Regions from separate parts of the Homo sapiens genome. Here regions 2 and 3 are each linked to region 1. A link is a loop called in an ENCODE intact Hi-C map of the cell type or tissue named here. Cell type or tissue: dorsolateral prefrontal cortex. All regions are shown on one strand.

The links. Peaks named below come from ENCODE experiments on the same cell type or tissue, not always from the same donor. Only the 100,000 strongest peaks of a DNase experiment are listed, where the experiment ranks them.
Region 2: a loop joins it to region 1, with 4 times the contacts of the local background. A loop is called at or near these places in 10 of 110 quality-filtered maps.
Region 3: it touches region 1 in a loop (2.7-fold over the local background); 4 of 110 quality-filtered maps call a loop at or near these places.

Annotation. Positions count from the first base shown.
Region 1 is chr3:79,014,345-79,022,344 of GRCh38, forward strand. All of the region lies in intron 3 of ROBO1 (roundabout guidance receptor 1), which reads right to left. Among named protein-coding and RNA genes, the nearest start is that of MIR3923, 490 kb to the right of the region's middle. In dorsolateral prefrontal cortex, a CTCF peak has its summit at 4,573; DNase peaks (open chromatin) are centred at 3,717, 4,567 and 5,147; H3K4me3 peaks cover 5,707 bases; H3K27ac peaks cover 5,566 bases.
Region 2 is chr3:78,879,237-78,887,236 of GRCh38, forward strand. The region is part of intron 4 of ROBO1 (roundabout guidance receptor 1); the gene reads right to left. Among named protein-coding and RNA genes, the nearest start is that of MIR3923, 620 kb to the right of the region's middle. In dorsolateral prefrontal cortex, no CTCF peak of the experiment used is centred here; no DNase peak of the experiment used is centred here; H3K4me3 peaks cover 1,412 bases; H3K27ac peaks cover 3,336 bases.
Region 3 is chr3:78,724,516-78,732,515 of GRCh38, forward strand. All of the region lies in intron 5 of ROBO1 (roundabout guidance receptor 1), which reads right to left. Among named protein-coding and RNA genes, the nearest start is that of LINC02077, 680 kb to the left of the region's middle. In dorsolateral prefrontal cortex, no CTCF peak of the experiment used is centred here; a DNase peak (open chromatin) is centred at 4,546; H3K4me3 peaks cover 2,537 bases; H3K27ac peaks cover 6,329 bases.

The sequences.
Region 1 (8,000 bases):
CATCTGCAATTTCAGCTACTCAGGAGGCTGAGGCAGGAGAATCACGTGAACCCAGGAGGCAGAGGTTGCAGTGAGCCAAGATCACACCACCACACTCCAGCCTGGGCGACAGGGTGAGACTCCATTTCAAAAAAAGAAAAAGAAATCCACTGTTTGGATTTGCTTCATGTGCTGTGTGTGGTCAGAGGGCACACTCCCACTTGGCTGCTCTGTCTACTTCCACTGTATCCCTGCCTATATCTTAAACTAGCTTAATTCTGCAGCTCAGTTTCTACTACACTTCTCCAGACTTCTGCTTTTTATTTCTTTATGTTTCTTTTTGGTGCCTTTCTTTCCTGTAGTCTATAGATTACCTTAGGCCTAATTTTAAATTGAATGATAACTTTGCTTTCCTTATATTTTCCTATATGAAATCGAGCTTGCAGGGCAGTTTATATTTTTGTTTTTAAAATTAAACATTTTTTTAAAGGTCAGAAATTAACCTAAGTATCACCTTAACATCTTTTATTAACACAGATGATAATAAATAAAGATTCAACCACTTATAGTCTTCACTGAGAAGCTGTTATCCTGTTTCCTTCCCACAGGATTCCAGTTGCCCATTATTTTAAATTAGAAATATCTAGTCAATGTAAAAACGAAAAATAAATGGTCATTGTTAGTCTGAAATTTAGCATTCTGTACCACTTTAAATTACATAAGAATATTTCATTTGTTGTAGCAAAGACTAAGAAAAAACTTCAGGTAAACTTTCTGTTCTAAGACCTTTAAATCACAAATGTCTTATGCATTATAATGCCCATTATCAAGAAATAAAGATATTTTAAAAGATATCACAGTATTCAAGTATGTACATTTAAAAGCCAGAAAGGTTATAAAGAAACTAGCCAGATCGTATCGGAACTACACAACAATCTTACCAGAAAGCAAGATGGAAGGAGGGAAAGAGGAAGAGAGACCAGAGACCAGACAATTGGCTCAAATAGTGAAACTTATTTAAAAAAGTTCCTCTTCCCAAGAGAAACCCTCCCCCACGCCCCCCCCCAAAAAAACAAGAAAAAGAAAGTACCAGTAAACTATCATTTATTTGAAATTCAAATCTCATCCTAAGTTTGAACTGAAATTCAATTAGTTTTTCACTTAAAAGCAGGTTTTAAGCAAGTGGATTTGAGCAAGTCTATGAAGGAAAAGATGTTTAGAATCAGATCCTGAGAGATCACATGGATTCGTTTCAAGGCTACCTCTCCTGCACCCTCCCACCCCGCAAACTCACCAGAAGTCTGTCTGTCCATAGAAAAGGCAGATAGACCAAGTAATTAAAGGAATCTACCTGAAAAATGAATTTCTGAAGGAATAACCACTTTTTATAAATCTCAGTTTCATTGAATGAAAGGTTATTTTTTGTAGCATCAAGTTAATAGATAAAAGGCTATGAGAAGTGAACACTCTTAAGCACAAGACTTAGTACTAAGCATGCCATCAACATACCAAAATGGAGTTTATAATCTGTTTGAAGAAAACTGTTGGACTTTGTTAAGTTGGCAGGCAGTTAAAAAAGGAAGAAAAGAAAAAAGAAAAAAAGAACTGACAACCAATAGATGCTTTTACAGGTTAAATCTTGTTGAAGGTAAGTTATCCCCTCAGTACACTTTGATTTATTTAAGCTCACCACATTTCTCTTAAATACACTCCATTAACAAGTGATAGACTGTGATCTTAGGCTTGGGGCAAGACATGAAACACAATCTTTCAAGAACTTCATTCATTCTCTGACCAGGTGTCTTCAACACACCCAGGTTTCTAGTCACTTGAGTTCTGTGAAGTATTATTCAAATCGATAGTGTTGCTTTATAACTGAACACTGTCATGAAATCACCCTACTAGCTCAATAGTTTGGCCTCCCAAGTTCAGATTCACAGCATGAGCGAAAGTGATCAGAGGAATAAAAAGCTTCAGGTTATGTATGAGGGAGCACTTTAGAAAGAAGCTTTTGTCCTGAAAAGTGGCAAAGCAGATAGGCACACCTATAGGAAAAACTTAGGTTTACAAAAATCATCAATGGCTTAAATGGAAAATTAAATTAGAAACAGAAAAACTAGAAATTTTAGATTTCTAAAAGCTAGAAATCAGTGTAGCTCTAACATTATAATTGTCTCATATCTATTCAAATTGCAATCCTCAGATATCTACTACTCAAATTATTAAATCTAATAGGACAGTACTTCCCAAATAATTCTCCAAGTGAAGACAGAACTTCCAAGTTGACACGACCAACTTTCAGTGATACCTTATTAATGTGACCCTATCTTTAATCTACAGCCATGATAAAATGTTCCAACATATACAAACTCAACTCAAACAGTGACTAATGACCATTAATCCCCCTATCTTCAGTAATCTGCCCCTCCAGTCATTTATCACAATGACACTTCACTTTACACACGTAAATAAACTTTAACCAGAAAGGTGAATCAACAGAAATCTCAAAGGTATCTGAAGCTGTAAATTAAACTAGGCAGAGACACAGCCAAGGGAGGCAAATAGAGAGATCAGATTTTAATGTTTTTGATTTGCATCCATAGCTAGGGGTGGGGGACTGGAGGGACTATTCAATTACTCCGATATGCAAACTAAGGAAAAATAAGGCATTACAGAAGGAGAAGCTGGAAGTGGGGAATGACAACCTCGAGGAGTTAGTCTACTCATCCCTCCACTGTGACGTACATGAGATATACCAGGTTGAAACTTCACTTTCTGTTTTCTTTAAAGAAGTAACAATTTAATAATTTTTAAAATTTACTTTAGTTGCAAATCTTCCTTGTAACTTTCAGCCAGCAGGCACAATTCACAGGCTAAAATTCTTTTAGGGGTTTATTCGCTATCATTTAGCTGACGTATGTGGTTTTTTTCCCCCCTTTTCTTACTCTGTTAACTGTCTTAAGTAAAATCCCTGGTCAAAACATAAATGATAACCATAGACCACAAAAGCTCAAACTAACCTTTAAAATCGTTTCATAATTGTGCAAACTGAGTGACTCTTACCGATAAGCCCTGATGCAATTTGAAGCTCAGTATGCGAATGTGACTATAAAAATTCCGAGGTGCAGTGTGTGTGTGTGTGTGTGTGTGTGTGTGTGTGTGTGTGTGTGTTTTAAAGCCTGAAATCGGATCCGTGATTGAAACCAGAATCTACCAAAAGGAAAGAAACAGAAGTTGAGTCGTGGCTCAGTTCACCCACAGTAAAAAAGTTTCCTAGGGAGTGTATGAAAACTATTTACAAGTGTAGATACAGTGTGTACTCTTATGTCAGAAGGGCCCCGTTTCAGCATCCTTCCAACACTTCATATGGAATTTCAGTATTATTTAATTAATCCTAAACATCCCAAATTCAGTTTTCTTTCGCCAATGAGAATCCCCAGGCAACTCCCCTTTCCGATGCTTGCAACCGCCTGTTTTCCTTCTAAACCCAGCGAGGCAGTGGCTATTTTATATCCTACCTTAAGAAGGAGTTATTTCGTGAAGCTTCTTCAGAATCAAATTTAATTACAGACTTTGGTTACATAAAACAACTACTAATAACCCCTTGTGCTCGGAAGAGGAGGGGCTAGAGAGGACTAGGCTCAGGAATCCTGGCAAGCCTGCGGGCCACAAGCTCCCAGGGCGCACATTTCCCTCCCCAGGGAAGCAGCCGGCGGCTGATACTCACTTCGGCTCATCCTGGGGGCCCTAGCTCACTGCCAGCCGCTGCCTCCTCCCACCCTAGTGCTTAGACGTGCGTTTGCCCAGAGTAATCTGGGCGTGCCCTGAACTTGGCAAAAGGCCGAGATCTGCAAAGAGTCTTGAGGAGGTTCAGGGGTGGAGGGGAGGTTTTGGGGAGTGGGGAAAAAGAGACAACCCCAAATGCGAACTAGGAACATTTTCGCCTAAAAGTCTAGCAGGAATCGAGCCCCTCCGGCCTTAGGAGGGAGGGGTAACCAAAATACACTTCTGGGTTTGATCGTGCAAAGTGGAGAGGGGGCGAACAGGGAGGATCAAGGGTGAAGAAAGAAGACGCGGGGTTACCTGAACAGAGACATATTAATCCAAACAGGTAAAAGTGAGCGGGCTCCGCAATCATTGTCCTCGGGTGGATCCTGTATACAGTCTCATGCCAAGAGGAGGGAGTGGAAATAGGGTCCCCAAATGTATGAAGCCACACACCACACACAAAGGCTTAATATAAGCAACGTGGGTCAATTAGCCAAGAGTTTTCAGGGCAATTACTCGTCGACCTTTCCGGACGCTTGTCAGTATCTCAGAGACTTTTGCAGAGGAAGAATTCCAAGGTTTGTCTTCTCCGGCCCCAGGATTTCCGAGGAGGCTCAGACACTTTCAAGAACCATCCAAAGCGAACAACAAAGAGCCGAGGCAGAAGCGCAGTAGTGCCGTTTCCTGCCTCCACGGTCTTGCGGAGCCTCCCGGCGTGCGCCCCCACAATGTGCGGCCGAGCGCCGCTGCGAGGGCAGGCGCGGCGGCGGCGGCAAAGTTGGGGTGTGAGAGCTGCTGAGGGAGGGCCAAAAAGTGCTTCTCCGTCTCCCGGCGAGCCCAGTCAGCAGCGGGCCACCCGCGGCGGCGGCGATAGCAGCCAAAGTAGAAGCAGCAGCTCCGGAGGAAGGGCTCGGGGTGCCGGGAGTGTGACTGGGTGACTCCGCGCGCAGAGAGCGAGCGAGGGGGCGGTGCGGCGACAGCGGCTGCCTGGGCGGGCCCTTGTTCCCATCACTTGGGGGATGCGGAGGGTACTGGAGACAGCAGCAGGACCGCGGACACTCGCACGTCTTCTGGGCGCCCCCAGCCCCGCGCGGCGCCCAACATCGCCCTCGGCCCCTCGCCCTCTGGGGCGCTCGCAGGCACCCCTAAACTACGCAGAAGCCCAAACTTCCTGGGGGCAGCTGCCTGCACCCCTGGCTCGTGGAAGCTGTAAAGAGGCAGCTCCCGGCTCTCCCCGGGGTGGCAGAGAAGGGCAGAGAGGATGCTGCTGCGGGTGGGAGAGACGGCCGCCGCGGCTCACCCCAGCTCCTCCCGGATCAGCGGCGTCTGAAGTTTCTGCTCTCACGCTGCCTCCTCTCCAGCTCAATTGCTTGTGGGTTTCCCCCACAGTCCCCGCGGCTCCCAGTTCCCTCCCTCTCCTCCCCGGCCCGATAATACTTAAAGGGGCCGCGTGGTCCTTTCCATGCTTCACTCTATTCTCCAGGCGCTGGTCAGGCAAGTTCTGCTCCTCAATATTTCCATCCACAAGCCAGGGGTGCCCAACTGCGCCCTCAGGTGAGAATCCAATTGCTCGGAATCGGAAATCCAGGCGAATGAGAAACTGTCTTGTTTCTCTCGCCACCCCTAGCTCCCCTGCACCTTTCTCCAAATGGAACCTCCCAGCCAAAGACTTCAAAAATCCTCCTGGTCCAACTTAACCTCTTCCTTGCCGCTTCCAGGAATTGGAATAAACTCTCAACTCCACTCTCACTTCTCCCCATTCCCATTTAAAAAAAAAAAATCAATTTTGAGCAACATGGCTTTAGGACAGGAGGTAAACAGAGAACTATCCAGAACATATCAGTAGATGGGCAGTCTCTTACAACCATCCTTTTCTTTTAAGTTGCAGTTGTTGAAGGTCTTGTAGAAAAGATATCCAAATCATAAGGCACAGGGTTGGGCCTTGGGATCATTTCCTCATGTTTCAGTTGAAACTCTCTCTTTCAACTTCATACTCCACACATTAGAAAGCTAACAATGGGGATGTAATTTTAAGAGAGAGAGAAACAAATGCAAAAAACAATCTTGACAAGCCCAGAGTTTGCAGTTAGGAGAAGCTAGTCAGGCATAGGTTTGACACTCAGTATACCCGCCCTGAAATCCCAACCTGCCAGTTATAGCTCTGTGACCAGGTCTGTTTTCTCTTCTCTGTTTCTGTTCTCGAGATATTTTATTGCATTAACAAAAAATACACAAAGCAAAACAAACCTGACACGTCTGAAAGGCATTCATTCATTGAGTCAGTCATTTTTCTTTCTTTCTTTTAAATAGGACACAGTGGCCAGGCGCTGTGGCTCACACCTGTAATCTCAGCACTTTGGGAGGCCCAAGCGGGCGGATCATTTAAGGTCTGGAGTTCGAGACCAGCCTGACCAATATGGTGAAACCCCGTCTCTACTAAAAATTCAAAAATTAGCCGGGCGTGGTGGCGTTCGCCTGTAGCCCCAGCTGCTCGGGAGGCTAAGACAGAAGAATTGCTTGAGCCCAGGAGGCGGAGGTTGCAGTGAGCCGAGATAACTTGCCACTGCACTCCAGCCTGGGCGACAGAGCGAGACTCCGTCTTAAATAAATAAATAAATAAATAAAAAGACACACTATGTGAAATACCTAACATGCCGAATGCTGAATAAATGGCAGAATTAATATCTACAGAGTTGTGTACCATAACTTCAAAAAAAATTATTTGGTGTCTAGCAGTACATGTAAGAAGCTGCTTTCGGTGGTTGCCTCTGGAGGACAGAACTGCGCAATGGATAGGGCAGAGAAGGAGGATTTGCTCTTTTCTACATAGTGTTGTGCTTTTCCATGTCTTTTCAGGTGAGCACATTCATTACCTAATGGAAGATAAAAATTTAAAAGCAAATTGTACATTGATTTTGGTTGCTGCTGGTGCAACCAACGACCTTAGAGCGACATTTTGTGGAAACTCTGGTTAACAGCACCTATCTTTGAAAGTGAAAGATAGTCTAATCCTGAGAAAACTGACTATAAATTCAGTAAACAGCCTGGAGATAAGAATTCAAAGACTCCAACCAAAATCTTTTCAGCAGTAAAAATATGAATGGGCAGTCAAAGCTGAAAAGCATACATCGATTTGGTCTTGCTAAAGGATATTTAGTGAAAAACATAGAATATATCTCTTTTTTCTTGGAATACAAAATACTTTTAAGAGAAGCTTACCTAGTAATAGAAAACAAACACTAAAGTGTAGTACTTGAGAGAAAGAGAGCAAGATAGAGAGAAAATTCAAATCCTCATATCATTTGAATGTACGTTAAATAAAGATGTCAAACTTTCACTTAGTAATGGGGGTATACTTTTAAATATAATGAAGAATATGTGTAAGGATCCCTATTGCATTGTTCCCCCAAATGGATCTCCTGGTCTCTGGAAGTTTGCTCGTATCTCTCAAGATTTCTTTTGCCATTTATCTCATTGAATGCAAACCATATTAATATCACCCTTGATGTCTCAACTTCAGTAAGCAACACCCATCCCCTCTCTTCCACTCCTAGAGATGATTTTTTTTTTTTTTTTTTTTTTTTTTAGAGACGGAGTCTGTCTTTGTCGCCCAGGCTGGAGTGCAGTGGCGCGATCTCGGCTCACTGCAAGCTCCGCCTCCCGGGTTCACGCCATTCTCCTGCCTCAGCCTCCCAAGTAGCTGGGACTACAGGCGCCCGCCACCACTCCCGGCTAATTTTTTGTATTTTTAGTAGAGACGGGGTTTCACCGTGTTAGCCAGGTTGGTCTCGATCTCCTGACCTAGTGATGCACCCGCCTTGGCCTCCCAAAGTGCTGGGATTACAGGCGTGAGCCCTGCCGCGCCCGGCCTAGAGATGATATTTCCGAGGACAGTCAGCAGTAAGTATCTTCAAGGAACTAACTTTTGGCCAGCCCCCTGATGAAGACTATCATCACCAACTCATATGTGTTAGTCCTTTCTTTTTCCTGTCTCATCCAAAGTGTATCTATTTTCTGTCTATTATATTGGTAAAGATGGCATGCAAAGACAAGAACGTGTATTCAGAAGGCATTACGGATCTATAAGAAGTGAAACTCAATGCATCTGAGAACTTTTGTATCTACTTCCTTTTCCTCACTCGTGCAAATAAACACTTAGTGAACATCATCTATGTGCAAGAAACAGTAAAGTGTGCTATAGGGACAAGATGCAAATATAATTCCTTTCTTTTAGGCTTTTAGAACTCCTACTA
Region 2 (8,000 bases), 140 kb before region 1:
TTGAAGACATGAGAAAGTCTCATTTCTCTACCAAAATAACTCAAATTTTAAATCGTGTATACTGGATCTGAGTTGATATATGTGTGACAGGGAGCATGTGTATGTCTACACATATATCATGCCTACAAGCTGACTGCACATAATGACATCATCTATTTATATTAAATTTCACATATTTCCACTCATGGCTTGACCTATATACGAGGTTAGGCAAATATAAGCAAAACTGAAGTAGCATTTTTTATCTTATAAAAATTCATGAACATCATTACCACATGCTTTCATTCATTTAAAAAAAAAAAAGAACTAAATACCATCTGTGTATGATAGCCTAATTAGGGGATTAGAACCGCAGACGCTTTGCTGGCTCACATGTTCAAGCACATGCCCCTTTGACCATTTCAGGGAAAAAAAAAAAGAACAATAAAAACGTAGTCGGAAGCATCCCTCTGGATTCCGCATTGACTCCTAGCGTTAACTAACCCCACAGAATTTAGCTGTCTGCACTCCCTTTGGGAACTGGCTCTTGTTTTTCCTTGATGTGCATGCCTGCCCCAGCACAAGCCTTAGGATAAACTTGGCATCACATGAATTAGGTTTAAATAAGTTCAAACAGCATTTTACAGAAGACTTGTATCTAAAGTCTGCAACACTGTAGGGACCATTGTTTCCTAGATTTGATACCAATAATAGAAAAATTAATAATTCTAAATTGGTCTGAAAGAAAATAAATGAAAGACAATCATTACTCCACAGTGATATATAATGTATACATGACCCTACATAATATGTAAAATAGAACCTGTAATACCTATTAAAGCACCATGGTAATTTTGGGTCTATTTATTCTAGAAGCTCAATTAATGAAACTGAGTTCATATAGAAAAGTCAAAACACATCTCATTTATTAGGATTGCTTTTCTTACCTTAAATTCCAATAAAATTAGCATGCTAAAACTTTAAACTTTAAAGACCATGTAATTTAATATGTGGTAAATCCTACCAGTCCTACCAGTTAGGATCAGAAGATTGACTCCTACACAGTTATTTAAGATGTTAACAATTAAATATGTCCACAAAACAAGAGCAGTGAAATGTTGCTGTATTTCATAACCAGAAAGAAATATATACTTTGTAGATTAAAAGGTTTTCAACTTAGAAAATGAGGCTAATGAATAAGCAGGAACCCATCGTCACTTACTGAATAGGGTAACTTTTTGTCCTCCCCACAAGGCACAAAGTTAAAAAAAAATTAACATGGTAATAATAATAATCACAGACTCACTAATTGAAAGAAAGGAGTAAATCAGTTAAGCCACCCAAATTGTTACAAACATACACAAAGAAAATTGTTTTACATTTAAAATAAAATGCAAAATGTCAAGAAAATTGCAAATTTAAATGGTGCCACAACCAGGCCGCTGCTCTTTGAACCATTAGGCAGTTGGAGATCTAACCCTTTATCTGCTTTTTTTTCTATTTCAGTTCCAATAGTGCTCCATAATAGGAGTGACCAGTCTGCTAAAGAGCAGCTATTTATGTCACAGTTTCATAAGACAGGTCTATGTCCAGCTGGAAATAACTTCAGGCATTTTCAGCCCAAACCAGCTCTGTATCTAGGTCTGTTCAAGTAAAATTGGGTCTACACAATTTCTCCACATTCTGATCCAAAGAGAAAAGAAGCCCTCATTTAAATATAGCTTAGAAAATCTGGAATTACATGCTATTCTTTCAGTGGTCAGACCCTGATAGTTATGGACTAGCGTATTCTCTTTGGATTCTGGAGGCCATTTCTTATGAATATTGGCTGCCGCAACAATTTCATATTGTCAACAGATGCGGGGATGCTGCTTATTCAGCTCAGTAGTGGTTGCCAGTAGAGGCTCAATGCTTCAGGCTGCAGCAAATTAATCCCAGCAGAGATGAGTTTTATTTGTTTCTCTAATAGTGGGAAGAAATATTGATGAGAGGATTCTGAGCTGTACGAAGGAGAAGAGACTGCTGGAAATTTCACCAACTCATTTTAGCATCTCCAAGTTGGTGGGAAAGTGTGTTACGGAGCCCCTCTTAAGTCCGCATTCCCCTTAGGGCATTCACCTCATAGACTGCGCTTTTCACAACAAACATTCAGTTCTTTGTTCTCTGTTTACAGTGAAAATGGTTAGTCTCATGTATGGAGATATTTATATCTGGCACTAAAAAATTTGAAGAAAACAATAAAAATGCCACAAAAATTGCAAACAGCAACAATTAAAAGCATTTTTCTTTCATTGGCTAATTTTGAAGAGTATGGTTATTTTTAGACACTCAGCATCTTATATAAGTACTTTGTTTTATTGAATTTAACTATGATGAGCTAATTTCCCAACAAGAGCCACTATTTTTCATATTCTTCTCTTACTTCCTATTGATAATTCTTCCTCCACAGAAATAAAAACTGGCAGATTTTATTATCGACTGCATCAGGCCCGTGGCCTGATACAGCAACACTCAAAGGAAAGGGAGAGGCAAGGATGGAAAGAGAAATACTTTCCAGTTGTTTCACTAGAAATTCCTTTTAAATTAGCTTATGTGCATCCAATAAGATCAGAGTTATTCAATTTTGTATAAGAATTACTAATTTAATATTATACTTTTAATGGACATGGCCTTAATAGATCAAATGGAAAAAAATACATAGAGGTTATGAATTTTAACTCTGCAATTACTGTTAGATGAATAGTAATAAGTAACACATGGATTTGAGGGTAAATTTTATGTCATTAGATGTGATGTTTATGTACCTTGGAGCCTTGTTTCTCCATTTTTTTAAAAAGCTAATAGTATGTAAAAAAAAGTAGATTTTGGATACCTTTTCTTATTTTTTATTTTAAAGTTCCAAAATTCTAAATATTACAAATTTAGGAACAGTTTTATATATTTAAAAATAGTAGAGATACAGGGCTACATTTGGAGAAGGTGGAACAAGAATGGCCAATAGAGTCTAGTATGAATGCTAAATTTTCTGTTCAATTTCCTGGATTGTAATTGTAAAAGGCGTCAAGAAATTGATAGTGAAATGAGGCCACTACAAAACTAGAAAGTAGTAAGTAATTTTTTTCTAAAACGATAGAAGTTGGATTATGTATTCATCTGCCTTACAAAGACCATGTGAACCTCCTGCACTTTCACAACGCCACTGTGTACTGCCATCCCTTATGTTTCCGTTCTCATCTTCGAGATCACACCCTTTCCTACTTCAAAATACAACAAGCTGTTTTGAGCTGACATTTTGAGCATAAGGCCATCATGCTGAATGAAATATCTGCTAAGTATTTCTTCTCCACTGCATCTTTCTGTCACCTCGGGGATCATACATGTTATCCTCTTTCCACATTTTCCAATTTCTGCTACTCAATGTCAGTATATCCATCCTCAATTCCTATCTCTCCATCTTTCTCCTTTGCCTCCAGGTATCCCTCTAATGTGTCCCTGTCATTTATATATTTAATTCGTTTACTTATTTTTACCAACTACTTGGGGAAAATATTTCTTAGCTCCTTTACCTTCGGGATAACACCTCTGTTCTTCCTAATCTTTTTTTTTTTTTTTTCTGAGCCTGAGTCTCACTCTATTGCCCAGGCTGGAGTGCAGTGGTGTGATCTTGGCTCACTGCAATCTCCGCCTCCCAGGTTCAAGCAATGATCCTGCCTCAGCCTCCCAAGTAGCTGGGATTACAGGCATACGCCACCACACCAGGCTAATTTTTGTATTTTTAGTAGAGATGGGGTTTCACCATGTTGGCCAGGCCGGTCTTGAACTCCTGACCTCAAATGATCCTCCTGCCTCAGACTCCCAAAGTGCCGAGATTACAAGCATAAGCCACTGTGCTGGGCCATTCCCAATCTTTTCTCTCATCTTCTTCTCTACGGCAGAAGCACTGAGACAAGTCGTTGTGTTTAGTTTCAACAGATTTTTGTTTTATTGGGCATTGGTGCTCAAGGTTTTAATTTTCTAATTTCTGTTGGTAAAAAAAAAAAAGTTATGTAGGTGGCACAGAATTTAGTATACTTGTAAAATGTACTGATATTTCCCCATGACTTCCAAATGCTTCTTTACATCAATAATCACTGACCTGACTACACCTGTTTGTCTTCAACCACATGAGACGCAGATATGTATTATAAACAGGCTCTCACTCTGTTGCCCAGGCTGGAGTGCAGTGGCATGATCAAAACTCACTGAAGCCTCAAACTCCTGGCCTCAGGCAATCCTCCCACCTCAGCCTCCTGAGTAGCTGGGACTACAGGTGCATATCACCATGCCTGGCTAATTTTCTTAATTTTCTGTGGTGACAGGGTCTCAAACTCCTGGCCTCAAGTGATCCTCCCACTTTAGCCTCCCAAAGTGCTGAGATTATAGGCATGAGCTACAGTGCCCTGCTAAACATATGATATTTAAATTATGTACTATTCTACTATACTGTTAATAATTTACTATATAGTATATTTTAAATATAGTATAGTTTTTGTGGGTTTGCTCAAGAGTCCAATATCCATCTAAAGACCTACTTTCTCTCCTATCTGACATCTAAAGTTTTTGAGATTTGTAGAGTTTAGATCTAGAAGAGATTTCAGAGTGTAACACTTTTGAGAATGAGAGGCCTGAAATTCAGAGAATAAAAGGGCCAGCCCAATGTTTCACTGCAAAGCTAGGATGGGGGATTATGCTGCATGTGCAAAATCAGAGAGCCTGATGCAGCCCTCATGTGTGGCCAGAGTGTGCCAGGTAGTTTTGGACTGCAAGTGAACAGTGGGGAGAATGCAGATAAAAGGAAAGGCAAAGGTGAGCTCATAAGGGACTTTTCCTGTGTATTGCTGACACATGGTAGCCACTCAATACATTTTTTAAAAAATGAACAGTTAGATGCCAAGCAAAGGAACATGAATGTTATTATACAGCTAATGAAGAATCACTATAGGATTATAATGAAGAGAATGACAATAACAGACCTGCATCTTAGAAATTAGTTACAGAAGCAATGCAGTGGAAAATGGATTTCTGTGAGATGTTACTAAAAGCAAGAAAGCCAGTTATCAAATAGCAATAGTCCAGGCTGGGTGTGGTGGCTCACGTCTGTAATCCCAGCACTTTGGGAGGCCAAGGTGGGAGGATTGTTTGAGCTCAAGAGTTCAAGACCAGACAGAGCAACATAGTGAGAACTTGTCCTCTGCAAAAAAAATTCTTTAAAAATCAGCGAGGCATGGTGGCACACATCTGTCATCCCAGCTACTCAGGGACTGAGATGGGAGGATTGCCCCTCAAAAAAGAAAGAAAGAAAGAGAGAAAGAGAGAAAGAAAGAGAGAAAGGGAGAAAGAAAGAAAGAGAGAAAGAGAGAAAGAAAGAGAGAAAGAAAGAGAAAGAAAGAAAGAAAGGAAGGAAGGAAGGAAGGAAGGAAGGAAGGAAGGAAGGAAGGAAGGAAGGAAGGAAAGAAAGAAGGAAAGGAAAGGAAGGAAGGAAGGAAAGAAAGGAAAGAAAGAAAGAAAGAAAATTTAATAGTCCAGATAAGATATGATAAATTATTCCTGGATTGAGATAATAACATAAGGAAAAAGAAGAAATAGACTCTCTCTCTCTCTCTCTCTCTTTCTGTGTGTGTGTGTGTGTGTGTGTGTGTATTTCTCTTCTGTATGTTCTCATCATGAAACTCAATTGCATTGCTTTGTACGAAGGCTGCATGTTTAAGTCCCTCCCTTATACCACTCTAACCTGACCTCATCTGTAAGATGTCTTATGAAATAATCTTCACAAAGATCAAATAATATCATTAAGAATTCTGAGCATTCTCACTATGCAGCCATAAAAAAGAAGGAGATCACGTCCTTTGCAGGGACATGGATAGAGGGCTAGAGGCCATTATCCTTAGCAAACTAACACAGGAACAGAAAACCAAATACCACATGTTCTCACTTATAGGTGGAAACTAAATGATGAGAATACATGGACACATAGAGGTAAAAAACACACAGTGGGGTCTCTTGTGGGGTGGAGGGTGGAAGGAGGAAGAGGATCAGGAAAAATAACTAATGGGTACTAGGCTTAATACCTAGATAAAGAAATAATCTGTACAACAAACCCCCATGACATAAGTTTACCTATGTAACAAACCTGCACTTGTAACCCTGAATTTAAAACTAAAAAAAAAAAAAAAAAAAAAAAAAAAAAACTGAGAGTTCTCAAAAATATTTCTCTTGAAATAAAAGTTCCCCAAATTCCATTTGCCAAATAAGAAATTTCCATCTATGCAAGCCAAAGTAGTTATATTGGTAAAGTAATAACAATAACAATAGCAAGAACACTTGACACAGAAATATATATATTTATGTGCCAGGGAATATTCTACATTGTTTTCATGTATTAACTCATTTAATCCTCACAACTATATGAGGTAGATACTATTATTACCCTCACTGTATATTAGTAAATGTGACACAGAGAGGTTTACTCACATGTGTAATAGCAGACACCTACAAAGATTCAAAGACTAGATTTGAACTTCATCAGCCTGACTGTAAATCCTACATGGACTATTTAATTTTAGAAAAATTATGTTCATACAACCCTGCCCATTTTACAGATGAAGAAATGAAGTAAAATGGCATTTTCAAGACCCTACTACTGATAGCAAAATTTTATATATATATATATATATATATATATATATACATACATATATATTTTTTTAAGTAATTAAAGATTCATTTGAAGAATAATATTACCTATACATGAACAAGTTTATATTTTTGTAAAACGTCTTCTAACATTTGATATATGACTTTATCTTTTAGCTTTGTTTATAAAAAAACAACATCAAATAGTTATGTCAAATATTTAACCAGTTATGCTTTTCCTACAATAAAGAGTTAAACATGAGTAATCAAAATTATAGTATTTTAGAATATATATCTTTTAGGAGGAAGAAACAATACGAAAATAAGCTGATTAAAAGAATAATACTTATACTTCGAGGCTTCTTAACTCAATTTCATATATCGCCAACATATTTTATCAGTTTTGTTCATTAAAAAATTGTACTGTGGCCAGGCGCAGTGGCTCACATCTGTAATCCCAGCACTTTGGGAGGCCGAGGCGGGTGGATCCCGAGGTCAGGAGTTTGAGACCAACCTGACCAACGTGGTGAAACCCATCTCTACTAAAAATACAAAAACTACCCAGGTGTGTTGGCGCATGCCTGTAATCCCAGCTACTCAGGTGGCTGAGGCAGGAGAATCACTTGAACCCGGGAGGCAGAGGTTGCAGTGAGCTGAGATCACACCATTGCACTCCAGCCTGGGTGACAGAGTGAGACTCCATCTCAAAGAAAAAAAAAATTGTACTCTGCACTTGTAAATTATGTTACCAGAGTAAAGAAAGAAGATGCCTTTCAAAAAGCGTTCAGTCAATAAATTATTATTACATATACCCATATTTATGAATCTCCAAAACATAATGTGGAATATATGAAGCCCCATTGAAATAATACATATTATATGATTATACTTATACAAAGATAAAAAACCATTAAAACTAATATAACTAATATATGGTGTTAGAATTCCAGGTAGTATGACTTTGGGAGAGACACGAATGGATAATGATTAAAAAGAGCTCCAAGGAGATTCTGAGTTGCTGGTAATATCCTGCTTATTATTCTGCATACTAGTTACATAAATGTGCCTAATTGTTAATAACTGTTTAGCTATACACCTTTAGTTATGTAATTTTCTGTATGCATATTTCAGTTAAATTTGTATTATATAAGACATCCATCAATAATTAACTTAGCAAATATTTTGACCACCTTATTATGTCAATAATACTGTTCTTAGTATTGAAGAAAGAAATTAATATGGATACAATAAAATTAAAATCAGAACTTGGAGAGTAAAGGAGAGAGGAAAGACATGAGAAACATACAATGTGGCATGACGGCAGCAGGTTGGCTTAGGAATGCTGTGAG
Region 3 (8,000 bases), 290 kb before region 1:
AAAAAAAAAAAAAAAAAAAAGCCTGGTGTGCTGGCACATGCGTGTAGTCCCACCTACTCTGGAGGCTGAGGCAGGAGAATTGCTTGAAGCTGTGAGGCAGAGGTTGCAGTGAGCCGAAATCATGCTACTACACTCCAGCCTGGGCGACAGAGTGAGACTCTGTCACACACACAAAAAAAGCAAAAAGAAATCAACATCTTATGTTGAGTCATATAAAAATACTGATTGTAAATTTAGGGTGAGTTTATACATTTTAAACTGTGGTGCCCCTATGTAAGCCAAAAATGAACATTTTCTCTGTCTACATAGGGAAGAAAAATATGTCTAACACAAACAAAACACTATAAATGTGAAAACAGCACTATTTAAAATAAGCTAAAATATTTCTTGGCAGGTCTCTTCCTGCGGCTGGATTTGACAGTCGAATTGTAAACCTATCAAAAACTAGTTTGTGTAATGAACAGACACAATGTTAAACACTGAACTGCTGGAGCACTATTCAATTAACATAATCCGGGTAGTGGAGAAGCAGAACATGTTAAACTTTCAGACAATATGCTGGCATTTAGCCTATGTCAAAAATTCAAGGCAGAGGTCTTCCTTCCTCATTACCATATACCTTACCAGCCCACAATAGTAACCACATTAGAAGCCCACATTTCCATAAGCGCTAGACAGTGCTTAAAGAGGCCCTTAGCTATAAACATACTTGATGAAAGCAAAGCAAAACAAAAAAATGTCCCACTGGTCTTGCTCCTTTTTGGGAAAGAGACAGAGAGGAGAGAGGAAAAGAAGATAAAGAATTTTAAAGTTTCAAATATATTTAAACTTCCTATTTTTCTTTGTAATAGTCTCAGGTTAAAAAAAATGTTTTAGAGATGTCAAAATGTAAAAATTCTTGATGTGTTTAATACATATGATTTTTATATATCAGGAATTTTCCCTGTAAAAAACTAGAAATGACTACTTTTTTTAGGGGTAAAGACTTCTCTGAGCAGTAGGAAATCCTGCCTTCATCTCCTTTACTGAATTGCTTACTGAATAATTATAGAGAATAATCAGGTTTAAGATGTAGCTTTTCTACCAAAAGTGGAGAAAACCACTTTATGTCTCTGGTTAGCATGGAAAAACTAGCATCAGTATTCTTATTTCCAGAATACAAGAAACAAAATTTAACTTTGCACACAAAGAAATATACTGCCTTTAAAAAAGTAAATTCAGTAAACTTTTTTTGTTCAGTTCCCTTTTAAAACATAAATTCATAAGTTTTTTGATTGGGTTATCCGAGAGTACACAGCTTACCCTGAAATCAGTGCTCACAATCAGAAATAAAGATGAACTTAAAATGAACTCCTTGTGATGTCTTCATTTTCTACCCTAAAGCAAGTCAGATGATTTGCAGTATCTGTTACACAGGAATTTTTTTTTTTTTTCAGACATCACCCCCACAATGTTATCCATACACCTCTAGGTTAACACAGTGAACAGACTGGAGCTAATTAACTAGTTTGGCTACACAAATTCTTTTCTGCTTTTAATTACATTAACCTAATGTGACTTGAATTCAACAGACCAAAAACAAAACCGCTAATTATATTAAGGGCTTCAAAGATGATTTCAAATTGCTAACCACCAAACTGTCATAGAATTTATCTCATTTCCTTTAATATATTTTACATGCAAAATCTGTGCTTTACTAAAAATACTATTTAAAAATACATCAAAACAATGAATAATAGAATATTGATTATAATGCTAAAAGAGAAATATGTTTCAACTAATACAGATAAGACACACATAGGCATCATCATACCAATAAGAAATTATGCAGTACTAAATTTTTACAATTTTCTAAAAGATTAAAGGTTTGAAAATATTGATTTACAGTAGTAAGGGCTTGACGAGTGGGATTCACATGAAGAATGAAGTTGTCTAAAGCACCTGAGTTTAGAAATTATTTTTTCAGAAAAAAACTTGATTCTTTACCACCAACCCGTTTTCATACTATTTTGCAAATTAAGTGAGATGAGAGGTTTTGAATGATAGTCTAGCGTATCATCCTTAAACAATTCACCACTAACTCTCCTTGAGCAGAATATCTCTTCATAGAAATGCTGTCAATTCTGCCTGGATCTTTGACCTAGAGAATAGAGAGCAAGCTGTTGTGAACTACAGATGTGCCTGGCGTGGCTTCTTAACAACAATGAGATGCAGGTAACCCAGATGGCCAGTCATAGCCCCCAGACATTCCCCTTGGTGAAATCAGCTGCAGTACAGTTTTAGATGATCCCTAAGGACTCCTTTCAACAGAAACATTTGAAGAAGAGTCACAACAATAACGGCTTTTCTTTCTTTAAATTTTGGCATCAAATTAGTAACAACAACAACAACAACAGTAACAATCCAGAAAAAATAACTTGTTTGAGGAGGGTGCAGAGAATAGGAGGAGGTAAAGTAATACCCATTACTTTCCAATCTGGCTACAAGAATAATATCAGCCTTTAATGTTAGACAGTTCAGATTAAAACATTCATATTTTCTAATGCATGCCATCCTATTTTTCAAAAATAATCATGCTTTATTGCCTTCTAATTAAGCAAAAACATTGCTAGTACCATAATTATTTTGTACAAATGACAGACAAAGAATTGGATAATCAATCCCAAAAGTATCATAGTAACATAAAAATATATAATCAAGTAAAATAATTCATATAATTCAGATATTATATAATATAAAAGAAAATACAGTATTTCTTATTTTATAATATTTCCTTGTCATAGTCCCAGGTAGGTAGTGCAAAAAGAATACTTTAAAAAACTACATCTCGGCCGGGCGCGGTGGCTCATGCCTGTAATCCCAGCACTCTGGGAGGCCGAGGCGGGCGGATCACAAGGTCAGGAGATTGAGACCATCCTGGCTAACACGGTGAAACCCTGTCTCCACTAAAAATACAAAAAATTATCCGGGCGTGGTGGCGGCACCTGTAGTCCCAGCTACTCGGGAGGCTGAGGCAGGAGAATGGCGTGAACCCAGGAGGCGGAGCTTGCAGTGAGCCGAGATCGAACCACTGTACTCCAGCCTGGGCGACAGAGCGAGACTCCGTCTCAGAAAAAAACTACATCTCTTATTAAATAATTTCATGTTTTTGTTAACTATGGTTTAATTATATTTCTGAACATACACATTAATAATTTTGTCTTTAAGACCTACATTTTAATGTAGTTAGCTATCAGATAAAAATGTAAATTGTTCATAAATCGATTCAAAACCATCACCATCAAAAATCATTGATAGAGAGAAACTTATATTTACTGATCTAGTGACCAATACTTCTAAGTGTAAGAACAAATTTCAAGAAATTCATTTTTATATATTCTATAAACATGTATATTTTATATATTTATTTGTACTAATCTCACAAAATAATTTTAAAATTCTATGTATTTATGACAAAATGATTTTATATTTAAATATCAAAGCAAATATTTTATTTTAGATTAAATAAACAATAAACCTCAGCCAAATCACAGTTCTTCTTGGTTAGCAAAGTTTATTAAAGATTTTTTGATCTTTCTATTTTTTATAAAAGCTATTGATTCTTGCTTCATTTTCCCAAAATTTCTTACCTCCCTCTATTCCTATTTTCTTCTGGTTCACAGAGCCCTAAAAGAGAGAGAAAGGGGAAGGAGGAGGAGAAGGAAAAGGAGGAAGGAGAAATGCATTATTTTAATTATTTCCCACTCGAGTCTCTTGATTAGATATGATCTGGTTTCATGCTGTGCGTTCACAGGCTGTCGGGTAAACTTGTCTTTAACTCAAGACCAGTCCAATATGAACTCATAACACAAAATGACAGCACTGTACCCCAAGATGGATGAAACTAAGGAAAACAGATTGTATACCAATATTCATAAGATTTTGTTTTTTCTTCTAGGTTATAAAAAAAAAAAACCCAGATTAGTCAGCTTTCAATTAAACTGTAAAAAGTACCTAGATTTTACAAATTATTCACTAGTCTATTCTCAAGTGAAGGGTATTTCATCATTTACAGCCTACTCAAAGTGTAAATAATGTTCCTGGGGTTTGCACAAAAAATGTTTTATATAACAAAAGGACACCGGGGCAAGTACACACACATTGTAAAGAAAATATGAGAATGATAAATTGAAAGCAATCAAATGACCATTCTAAAAATTCCTGGTGACATAAAAAAGGACAGCATTGCATGAAGAAAAGCCATAACTTGTTTCAGGTCTTTCAACTACTCTCTTAGGAGTGGAATTGAGAGGAAAAATAGGCAATTAGGATCTCTCCATTGGCGTCCCATATTTGCCTGGGCTACATACACACAAGAGAACATGATCCCGTTTCATTTGTTTCCTGGTACACTTTACAATACCATTTGAAAACCAACATGAATTCAGCCAGGAGTTTAAACACACTTGATCATCAGAGAGAAGCAACAAGAGACTTATGCAGAAAAAGCAATTATCCCAGTGGGAACACGTGGCTCTTTGCACAGCTTGGTGAGCTGCCAGCTGAGAACACAGGCCTGGGAGAGTCCCCGCCTAGGACTCTGGCAGCTGCACTTCTCTGCTATTTCCATTTCTCCTCCTAAATTTCTCATTTCTTCCTCATAACAATTGATAAATTGGTAGTTGGCTGTTTGCTGCTGCAGAAGCACACCTATGATAATTTGATTATAGACTACATCAGGAAGAGCTGTGTTGCTAATTGCACGTAAGTGGGAGCCACCCTGCAGACAGACATAGTTAAAGGAAAGGATGATTTTCTTTGTGAAAGTATAAATTAGTATCTTGCTCTCTATCCAATGTATATCACCAGAGATCCTTTTCATGATTCCTAATTTTAATAAGTAATAATAGAAAGAAGTAACACAGCCCTCTTTAAACACAACAATTTTGCTTGCTTAGGTGTAGCTCAAAGACAATATGAAGCCTTGGGTATGGCATTTTTCTGCTGGACACCCATTTTCCTGGGCTAGACAGAGGTACGTAGCCTAAAGCAATCAACCAGGAAAGCCCCTTCTAATTTATAGTATTAACCAGGAACAGACAACTGCTGAGTGCTGATGAAATGGAGAGCAGATGAAACAGTGAAGGCTTTTTAGCAGATTTCCCCAGGTGTCTGGTTCCCAAATTATTAAGACTAGAACCCCAAAGTGAATCCTATAAAAGGAGGCAATATAAAGAGTGGTTTTAGCCTTTGCTAGCTATCTTCTAAAAGTAAGAAAGCTAATTGATTTTTACCTCTATGAAAATTCTAGGTAGATTACATGGTAGCATTCAGCCTTAATATGAAAAATTGATTTAGCTTATAGCTATTAAAGTTAATGTATTATTTCCTTCACAGGTCTCATGAAACAGTGTCCTGCTGTTTTAAAGGTAAAAAACAAAGTCTTATGGGCAATTTTCACTTTCCCACAAAACCAGGTTTGCTTTTTATCACCTCTTCCAACCATCTGGCTCTAATTCTGAATTTACATACAGTCACAGCTAAGACAGCCTGAAATAAAAATCTACAAGGGAATTATGACTATACTCTAGAAATAAAGATGACAAATGTTCATAGTATTTGAGGGGAGAAAAGCTTATTTTCAAACTCTTGGCTCTTTTGAATTACAAGTACACCAGCTGAAAATACTTTGCCAACAGTAAATCCCTTTTCCTCTCTCTGGGTTCTTATACTTAGCTCTATAGTTTGGTCCAGTGTGAGAAATTCCCTCACTACCAAATGCTTGCTAAGATAAAGCCTTTTCCAGAGACCACGTATAACTTGTTACCCTTGAAATTTACATTGACTTACATTCTGTAGAAGACTCATAACCATGGCAAAGTCAAATCAAGGTTGGGTATGCAAGGGATTCCTTGATATAGATTGACCAATTTTACTTTACAGAAATGCATTTTTTATTCAAAAATATAAACAGCATTTAATATTACTAATTAAGATTCTACAGAAGAAGAAATATTCCTAAAATAGCTACAAATTGAAGTAAACACTCACACACATTCTGTGGTATTTTAATCCCAAAGAGTCAAAGGAGAAAAAGAAGAGCTTGCAAGTGACAAGCTTAATTGATTAATCAGAAGTTAGGGCTCATCAGACCAGGGTAAGAGATTCAATATCCATATGGCCAGTTGCTTCACCCTCCTTTGTTGAACACGAGATTATGCTAGAATGTAGCTCACTCACTTGGCAAATTTGTGCCTCATTTCCTATGGAAAACACGTTCAAAACATAAATAAATCCCATATCTTCCAACAATACACATGTTAACATGAATTAAAATATTTCTACATACATCCTTAGAGGAAGCAAGTAGGCTAATTCTTCAATGTGAGGAAGAAAATACGACCTTAGAAAGACAGGTCTGACCTAGCGCTTAAAAAGGAGCTTTCTGGTGGGCTACATTAAACTTCAAAATTATCAATAGGTACTTTTGCTATTTCCTGAGAACTAATAATTAACTCATGGACAAATAAGAAATAAAAATAAACTCATCCTGACCATTTCTATTTCTATAGTTATTGGTGAAAACAAAATAAAAGAGAAAATGATCTGTGTAAAGAGTATTGTAAAAACTGTTTGGAGGGATATTTATTTGGAATGTTCTTTCTTAGTCATAAATGGTTCCATTCCATAGCCAAGACAAAAGCATGCTGAACAGAAAATGTAATACAAACGGTATTAATTGTAATAAGGGATATGAGTGTTTTATATGGCTTCTAACCTACGTCTAGGATATACTGTTGGAACTTTGAGCTGAAAAATCAGAATCTTGTGCATCCTAGGTTGCTTCCATATAAACCGATCTTAAGAGTTCCAGCATTTAGGGATGGGAAAGCCTGCACTAGAAGTTATATCAGTCAGTGTGAAGATTAAAGAACAAAGTAAAATCAATGAAAAAAGCTTGATCTGACATTTCCTGCCTTTCTTCTGCATAGAATATATGTTCTGTGATGGCAAAAACTTTCTCCTAGTTTTAACATTTAAAAACACAGCACTTACATAGAAAGTACACTATCAGAATTGTTCACAATCTAAGAGATTGGACATACAGAATTCTTATGATTTCAGTCATCTCTTCTGAAAAAAAATGCTGAATATCTTCAAATTTATGTGAAAAGCACACTATTTTATACTGCATTATAGCAGACAAATTCAAATTCTGACCACTCCATACTAAAATAACAAATGTATTTAAATTCTCTGGTGTTTCTATAGAAATTTTAAAGAACTTAAGAATTGCAAAAGCTTAACATCTGAAAAACATTATGTCCTGTGTGTAAACCGCTTTTGACAGTTCTTCCTGCAGTACACGAAAAATGCATCAGTGAATCTGTGGTCAATTTAATAAATGTGCCAATGTATTTAAGCAACAATCTGTATTACTGGTATTGTTTTAATTAATGAGAACTGTGATATACCAACACCAGCTATATACATAGCATTGTTACATGCATTATTTTTAACGTCGAAAACATTCTCACAAGGTGTATTTTCCTATATTTTGGATTAGAAAATTAAGGCTCTGAGAGTATCAAAACTTGCTCCAGATCATTTGGTAAGTACACTGAAGCTCATTCTACATAGATCCAAAGTAAAGCTTCTATAGAGGGCTTTCTTTGAGATAGAGAACAACAGCTTATATTTTCTTTGCTTCTCACGCCATAAACTACAAATTCACAATATTTTTAAAACGTATAGATCCCCAAACTGAATGGCTGGAAGAACAAATAGGTGCTATCCATGGACCTCCTTAAGCATATTACATTGAAGTTCCCCCTTCCAGCACACCCCATATTTAAGCCTAACCAATCTGGACATCCAACCTAATGGCCATTAGTCCATGTAACTGTCAGCAGAAAAAAAACAATGTGTATGTTTACATTTCATATTTGCATGTGTTGTCTGTAGGACTAATGTTGTAAGGTAAATATCCCACATACATTTCTATGAAGAAGAATGCCTCT